3 separate regions of the Homo sapiens genome follow, and regions 2 and 3 are each linked to region 1. Evidence: read pairs that join two places in POLR2A ChIA-PET (ENCODE). Cell type or tissue: CD4-positive, alpha-beta T cell. All regions are shown on one strand.

Evidence for each region. ChIA-PET counts read pairs that join two places held together with the same protein. Peaks named below come from ENCODE experiments on the same cell type or tissue, not always from the same donor. Only the 100,000 strongest peaks of a DNase experiment are listed, where the experiment ranks them.
Region 2: POLR2A ChIA-PET joins it to region 1 with 5 read pairs; 9 of 35 experiments call an interaction of 5 or more read pairs at or near these places.
Region 3: POLR2A ChIA-PET joins it to region 1 with 5 read pairs; 3 of 35 experiments call an interaction of 5 or more read pairs at or near these places.

The regions. Positions count from the first base shown.
Region 1 is chr14:73,501,453-73,503,952 of GRCh38, reverse strand. It overlaps HEATR4 (HEAT repeat containing 4), which reads left to right. Exons shown (of 18, transcript NM_001220484.1): 11 at 940-1,058. It also overlaps a transcript of ACOT1 not described here. Among named protein-coding and RNA genes, the nearest start is that of RIOX1, 12 kb to the right of the region's middle. In CD4-positive, alpha-beta T cell, no CTCF peak of the experiment used is centred here; no DNase peak of the experiment used is centred here.
Region 2 is chr14:73,059,756-73,062,255 of GRCh38, reverse strand. The region is part of intron 1 of RBM25 (RNA binding motif protein 25); the gene reads right to left. Among named protein-coding and RNA genes, the nearest start is that of RBM25-AS1, 1.6 kb to the right of the region's middle. In CD4-positive, alpha-beta T cell, no CTCF peak of the experiment used is centred here; no DNase peak of the experiment used is centred here; H3K4me3 peaks cover 528 bases; H3K27ac peaks cover 55 bases.
Region 3 is chr14:73,770,893-73,773,392 of GRCh38, reverse strand. It overlaps a transcript of MIDEAS not described here. Among named protein-coding and RNA genes, the nearest start is that of MIDEAS, 12 kb to the right of the region's middle. RefSeq lists enhancers at 1,634-1,693, 1,814-1,883. In CD4-positive, alpha-beta T cell, no CTCF peak of the experiment used is centred here; a DNase peak (open chromatin) is centred at 1,422; H3K27ac peaks cover 1,508 bases.

The DNA.
Region 1 (2,500 bases):
TGAAAGTAAAAAGACATGCAGAGCTAGCAGGGGTTGAGGTAAAGATGATGAGGACTTCATGGCAGATTGCTGGAGCTAAGAAAGGCAGTATGTCTATGAGTCTTTTCACTCATTCAGTAAGCATGCAGTTTCTGACCACATCCGACGCACTAGGCACTATGCTACCCCTGGGGGTGCAGGGATAAGTCTTCCGTTAGTAAATGTTACAAATAGCTAGAACAGAAGCAGCTATAAGGTGTTGTGGGGATTTCCTGTGCTTACAAGGGGCAAAGAAGACTTCACTAAGGAGATGTTTTTATTTTATTTTTTAAAATTTTTAATAAAAGAGATAGGAAGGAGATGCTTTTGAGGTAAATCCTAAAGGAAGACTACAAAGACATCAAGTACCAGGTAGGAGTAGAGAAGGGAGATACTTCTAGCAGGAAGAACAGCGTGGGCACATTTACACATCATCGTGTAGTAATCTTTGCCCATTCCTCTCTGAGAGAAGTGCACTTATAGAGTGACCAACTGTTCTGGTTTGTCCAGGCCATGGGACTTTCAGGACCAAAACCAGGAGAGTCCCAGGCAAACTGCAATGAGCTAGTCACTTCATCAAGTATCACTTTCAAATTTTAAGTCTCCCAGGTACAAGTTATGTTGGCACTGATACTACATAGTTTAAAGGATGAGCTTGGGAGAGTTGGGTTTGAGTCCTGGTTCCAGCACTCACCAGGTTAACCTTGGACAAGCTGATCAAAGCCTCCATTCTATCATCTGTAAATGGTAGTAATATCTGCCCCACTGGATTCTTTGGGAGAGTAAGCGATGGGAAAAAACACTCAGGACAATCCTCATTAGTACAGTGATGAGTAAAAAAAGAAGAAAAAACAGCACAACGCCAAGCACAAAATTAACATTCATTAAGTGATGATACCTAATGATCATACCTATTTATAGGATATGAAACATAAGTTGATCCAGCTGATGTGGAATGACTGGAATAAGGAAGTGAGGAGAGCAGCTGCACAGGCGCTTGGGCAAATGAGCCTCGGGAAAGAGGTGCACGACATAATCAGGTAAGACCCAGTCAACATGAGGAGACACTCTTCTAAATTCTTAGAAGTGTTTAGGAGGCAGGCTGGGCAAGGTGGCTCCCAACACTTTGGGAAGACGGGGTGGGCGGATCACGAGGTCAGGAGATCGAGACCATCCTGGCTAACACAGTAAAACCCTGTCTTTACTAAAAATACAAAAAATTAGCCAGGCGTGGTGGCACATGCCTGTCATCCCAGCTACTCGGGAGGCTGAGACAGGAGAATCGCTTGAACCTGGGAGGCGGAGGTTGCAGTGAGCAGAGATCGCGCCACTGCACTCCAGCCTGGCAACAGAGCAAGACTCCGTCTCAAAAAAAAAAAGTGCTTAGGAGGCCTGGGATCCAGCCACCCAGCATTTGTTGAGCTCCTCTGTACGGACCCTGGACCAGGTCCCACTGTAAAAAATTAACAGTCCCTACAAACTAACAATGTGGCTAGGGAAAGAAGCATTGAGTGCCCAGTAGGTGTGAGGCAATGGTTTCGGTGCTGGAGGGTGTTCAAAAGTATGACGCAATTCTGATGACCACATGCAAAATATACAAACACCTAATTAAAAATACCAAATCATTAAAAACTAGAACAAATGGCATATACCATAACTGCTGGAGCAGAAAAATGGAATACTCAGCGTGGCTAGAGGAGTAAGGCCAAGTTTCACAGAGGGTGGATAAGACTGCACAGGAGGCCCAGCCCAGTGGCACACGCCTGTAATCCCAATACTTTGAGACTCTGAAGCAGGAGGATCAATTGAGCCCAGGAGTTCGAGACCAGCCTGGGCAACATAGCAAGACCTTGCCTCTACTAAAAATTAAAAAAAAAAAAAAAAAAAATTGGCCGGGCGCAGTGGCTCACTCCTGTAATCCCAGCACTTTGGGAGGCCGAGGCGGGTGGATCACAAGGTCAGGAGATCGAGACCATCCTGACTAACATGGTGAAACCCTGTCTCTACTAAAAATACAAAAGGGCGTGGTGGCGGGCGCCTGTAGTCCCAGCTATTCGGGAGGCTGAGGCAGGAGAATGGCGTGAACCTGGGAGTTGGAGCTTGCAGTGAGCGGAGATCACGCCACTGTACTCCAGCCTGGGCGACAGAGTGAGACTCCGTCTCAAAAATAATAATAATAAAATAAAATAAAAAGTTAGCCAGTGTGGTGGTGTATGCCTGTAGTCCCAGCTACTTGGGAGGCTGAGGCAAGAGGACTGCCTGGGTCCAGGAAGTCCAAAGCTGTCATGAGCCATCATCATGCCACTGCATTCCAGCCTGGGCAACAGAGAAAGACCCTATCTCAAAAAAAAAAAAAAAAAAAAAAGAGAGAGAGACTGCATAGGAGCCGCAGAGTGGGTAAGTGCCTATAATCCCAGCTACTCAGGCTGAGGCAGGAGAATCACTTGAGGTCAGGAGTTCAAGACCAGCCTGGGCAACATAG
Region 2 (2,500 bases), 440 kb after region 1:
AGCAAAGCTTTTCAGAAGTATGAAAATACTCAATTGTTTGGAAATCTCCAAAAAAGAGTTGATCTTTTTCTGACATTGCCACTTTTGTTGTTTTACCATTTTCAATGATTAAAGAGCAACACTCCTGTGCCTGCCTATAGTCACAGCTACGCAGGAGGATCACTTGAGCCCTGGAGTTCTGGGCTGCAGCACGCTACTGATCAGGTGTTCATGCTAAGTCCATTCAGCATTAATATGGTGACCTCCTGGGATGAGAGAGAACCACCAGGTTGCCAACAGAGAAGGGCAAAACTCCCAAACTGATCAATAGTGGGATTACGCCTGTGAATAGCCACTGCACTCCAGCCTGAGCAACACAGGAAGAATTCATCTTTTTAAAAACAAAAACAAGGCTGGGCACAGTGGCTCATACCTGTAATCCCAGCACTTTGGGAGGACGAGGCAGGTGGATCCTTTGAGCCTGAGTTCCAGACCCGCCTGGGCAACATGGTGAAACCCCATCTCTACCAAAAATACAAAAAAATAGCCAGGCATGGTGGCGTGCACCTGTGGTCCCAGCTACTTGGGAGGCTGGGGTGGGAGGATTGCTTAAGCCTGAAATGCGGAAGTTGCAGTGAGCCAAGATCGCAGCACTGCCCTCCACCTGGGTGAAAGAGACCCCATCTCAAAAACCAAATAAAACAAAAAAGCAGCGCTATCTACTACTATCTATACAGAAAAATGAGGGCTTGCCTGAAACTGGGGTGGAACAGGGTGACTTGCAAACAGACAGAAGGAATCCTTTTGGGGTAATGGATGCATAACTTTGTATATTTACCAAAAATCATTGAATTGTGCACTTACAGGTGAATTTTCTATGTCAATATAGTTCATATAGCTGCCATTTTAAAAAAGGCATATTGGCCAAGTGCGGTGGCTCACGCAATCCCAACACTTTGGGAGGCCAAGGCGGGTGGATCACCTGAGGTCAGAAGTTCCAAGACCAGCCTGGACAACATGGTCAAACCCCGTCTCTACTAAAAATACAAAAATTAGCCAGGCATGGTGGCAGGCACCTATAATTCCAGCTTCTATGGAGGATGAGGCAAGAGAATTGCTTGAACCCGGGAGGCGGAGGTTACAGTGAGGTGAGATCGCGCCACTACACTCCAGCCTGGGTGACAGAGCGAGACTCCATCTCCAAAAAGGAAAAAAAAAAAAAAGTACACCAACTCAGAAAAATCGGCAAAATCTATTTAAGAACTGTAGATTAGGTATTTTATCAGTGTTAGTTTCCTGATTTTGATTGTCGTACTGTTGTTAGGTAAGACTAGTCCTAATTTTTAGAAAATACACTTAAGTATTTATGGGTTAAGGGGCATCACATCTGCAACTTACTAGCAAAACATTTCAGAAGAAACCTATGAAGAGAAGGATAAAGCAAATTGGCAAAATGTTAACATTTGAGGAATCTGGTGAAAGATAGCTGAGATTTCTTTTGTACTATTCTTGCAACTTTTTTTGTAAATCTGAAATTATGTCTAAATAAAAAGTTAAAAGCCAATACCAATAATTCTGGGTAGTGGAATTTTGTTCTTCTAGTTTCAGCAACTTTCAATTTTCAAAAAAAGGTAGAAAAGCTATTTAAGAAGAATCAAAAATCCCCTTTTGTGAATGGCAGTGATAGTGTTTGAAAAGTCAATCAAGAGATCTCTAAAATACAGACTGTTTTAGCAAGATGTTAAGATTGATAAATGATTCCTTTGCTTCCAAAGCTATAAAATAATGTAAATTTTCACTAAATCATGTGTAAATAAGAAAAGTAAACTGCTAATTTGTCTGTGGACAAAAACATAACTTGAAAATTCCAAATTCCTGTTAGGTCTGAAGTAGTTACCCAATGTTAACATGGACTAGTTTTACTTTAAAAATACATTCAGAAGGCCGGGCACGGTGGCTCACGCCTGTAATCCCAGCGCTTTGGGGCCTAGGCGGGCGGATCACGAGGTCAGGAAATCGAGACCATTCTGGCCAACATAGTGAAACCTCGCCTCTATTAAAACTACAAAAATTAGCCGGGCGTGGTGGCGCGCGCCTGTAGTCCCAGCTACTCAGGAGGCTGAGGCAGGCGAATCGCTTGAACCTGGGAGGCGGAGGTTGCAGTGGCCAAGATCGCGCCACCGCACTCCAGCCTGGGCAACACAGCAAGACTCCGTCTTAAAAAAAACAACAACACAAAACAAAAAAAAAAATTACAGAGTCAGGGTTGGACTCTTACATTTCATTGAAAATCCTTAAATAACAAATTATGTCAATATAGATTTAAATGCTTATGTGTGTTACCTGGATACTGCACGAAGGATTTTACATACGTTTTTCTCAATCCCCAACCCCAATAACGTATAGATACTACTATAAATTCATTTTACAGAGGAACAAAAACCAAAGCTTAAAAGAAAAAAGAAAAAGAAAAACCAAGGCTTTAAGTTAAATGAATTAGAATACTATAAGATTCACTTGA
Region 3 (2,500 bases), 270 kb before region 1:
CCTCTACCTTCCTACCCACACCTCTCTGTCCTCCTTCGTCATCTCTCCCTGGAAAATCAATTGTATTACCTCCAACATCCACCAGTCATAGGGTACGTATTCCGAATAGCAGGGACGCTGAGGAGCTGGGAAAAGTGCATTATAAGAGTAGATCCTGATTGGTAGGATTGACAGGTGTTGCTAGGAAAACTACTTTGGAAAATAGATAATCCGGGTAACTCACAAAGAACAAATATACATTAAAAATGTATGAGAAGCCAGGCGTGGTGGCTTACATCTGTAATCCCAGCACTTTGGGAGGCCGAGGTGGGCGGATCATCTGAGGTCAGGAGTTTGAGACCAGCCTGGCCAACATGGAGAAACCCCATCTCTACTAAAATTACAAAATTAGCTGGGTGTGGTGGTGCGCGCCTGTAACCCTAGCTACTCGGGAGGCTGAGGCAGGAGAATCACTTGAACTGGGGGGTGGAGGTTGCAGTGAGCCGAGATGGCACCACTGCACTCCAGCCTGGGCGACAGAGCGAGACTCTGTCTCGAAAACAACAACAACAACAAAATACACACACACACACACACACACACACACACACACACACACTAGAACTTGAAGCTGTAAGAAAATGTTAATTTCCTTTGATCTATTAGTATTGCTCTTGAGAATTTAAGAATAAAGAATTTATTAATTCTAAAAAGGAAAAGAGCTCTAAGTACAAAGATATCTATTTATTATTTTTTTAATCTCATACCTTCCTGCACACCAAAGATATTTATAGCAACATTGCTTAAAATAGAAAAGAAAAAAAAACAAAACCAAAACTGTAAACAGCCTCAGTGTTTCATGTGGCTGTATAATTCATGATACCTAGAGTCAGTGAGTATTGTGTCACTGTTATCTTAATATGAAGATAATGTTGTTTCTTGGGAAAATGTTGATGAATTTAGATGAAAAAAGTAAAACACAGAATTGCATAAGTGCATAAAAACTGATTACACTGCCCATAGTAAAAATTGGCATAATGCCAATAACTGGATTTGGGCAAAGAGGTTATGGGTAGAGCATGTGTGTGTGTTTGAAATTGCTTTAATAATTTATATAACATCTTTTTTTTATTTATAAGACAAGGCCTTAACTTCAAAGACTTTGGATTTGGGTGGGAAGGAGGCCAGGGGGAGGGACTCCCATCTGTTACTACCAGGAAAACCAAACAGCTCTGTCTTTATCAGCTACCGGCACTGCATGCAGGGGCTGGAGGATTCAGATGGGCCTGACTTCATAGACTGGCTGAGTAACTCGGGTTCACAGCGTGGACTCTGCCTCCAGCCCCCAGCTGGCTCAGGGCCCCAGACGATTTTCACACCTGCGTTTTCATGGAACCAGCCCAGTGAGCACGTGAGGCTTTGAGCCACCCGCCCACTCACCTCTGGGCTGCCTCTTACTTCAGGCCCCTGCCACAGCAGGAGGAAGCTGAGTCTTTCTTCTGCAGTTCCAACTGGCAGCAGGGAGGGTGTGCTTTGCTAATTGACCTCCTGCAGCCTTTTCTAACCCAGGTGGGGCCCTAGTGAGGTAGCGTCTTGCTCACTTACATTGTTGCACATATTAATTGAAGTGTTGAATTTAGTTGCTCTTTAATGCTAGCCACATCCATCCAGTTCACATCTGACCTAGCAGGCAGGGCCGTCTGACCCCACGTCTTGCCGTGAGATCTGCTGGGACGCGCAGCTGCAGGTTTGGGTGTGGCGCTGAGCAGCTGACTGTCTTCTGAGCACCTTCTCATATCTCTGTGGCATCTCAGAATCTCTGGACATCTGGTGAATGGCCTTCTCACCCACCACTCCCCTCGTGTGTAGTAGCCTTTTCTTCTGAGTGGAGAGCCTTATTTTCTTAACACGTGGAGTGTCTATTTGGAGGGTCCATGATCATCCCGTTGCTGTGACCAGCCCAGGAATGTGACCAGGGCAGGACAGGGAGACTCCTTGGTGTTGTGCAGAGTCCCCAGGTGGGTGGCAGCTGGAGAGCCCCCGGCGTACCTTGAGTTCGCAGGTTGGAGCCTGCTGAAGCTCTGCCCGACAGAATGCGTGTGGAGGGAGGCCCAGACCCAGCTGGGGCCCTGGTTATCTCCAGTGTATATTTGCTAAAACCAAATTTCAGAACTGTCAAAGACTGGAGTTTGTTCTTCTGTGATCAGATTGAAGTAGGACCTTGTGGCTGGAGGTGTGCCAGGGTCAGAGAGAAAATGGAGAGTATGGGCTCAGGGCACGCCTGGATGCTCATTAGGGGTACTCAGGCCAGCTTCATGTGTTCCATGGCAAGTGATGGCTGTGTGTGTGTGTGTTTGGAGGTGGGGCTGGTGACTGTCTCTGTGCTTTTCTAGAATATCGTGTTTATTCCTAGATGCCCCAACCTCATCTTCACGCCCTACAGTGGCATTGAGCCTGGTTCTGATCATTGCTGGTCATGTGAATATTAAGTGCCATAGTGTCTAAGGAACAAGCTGCCTTC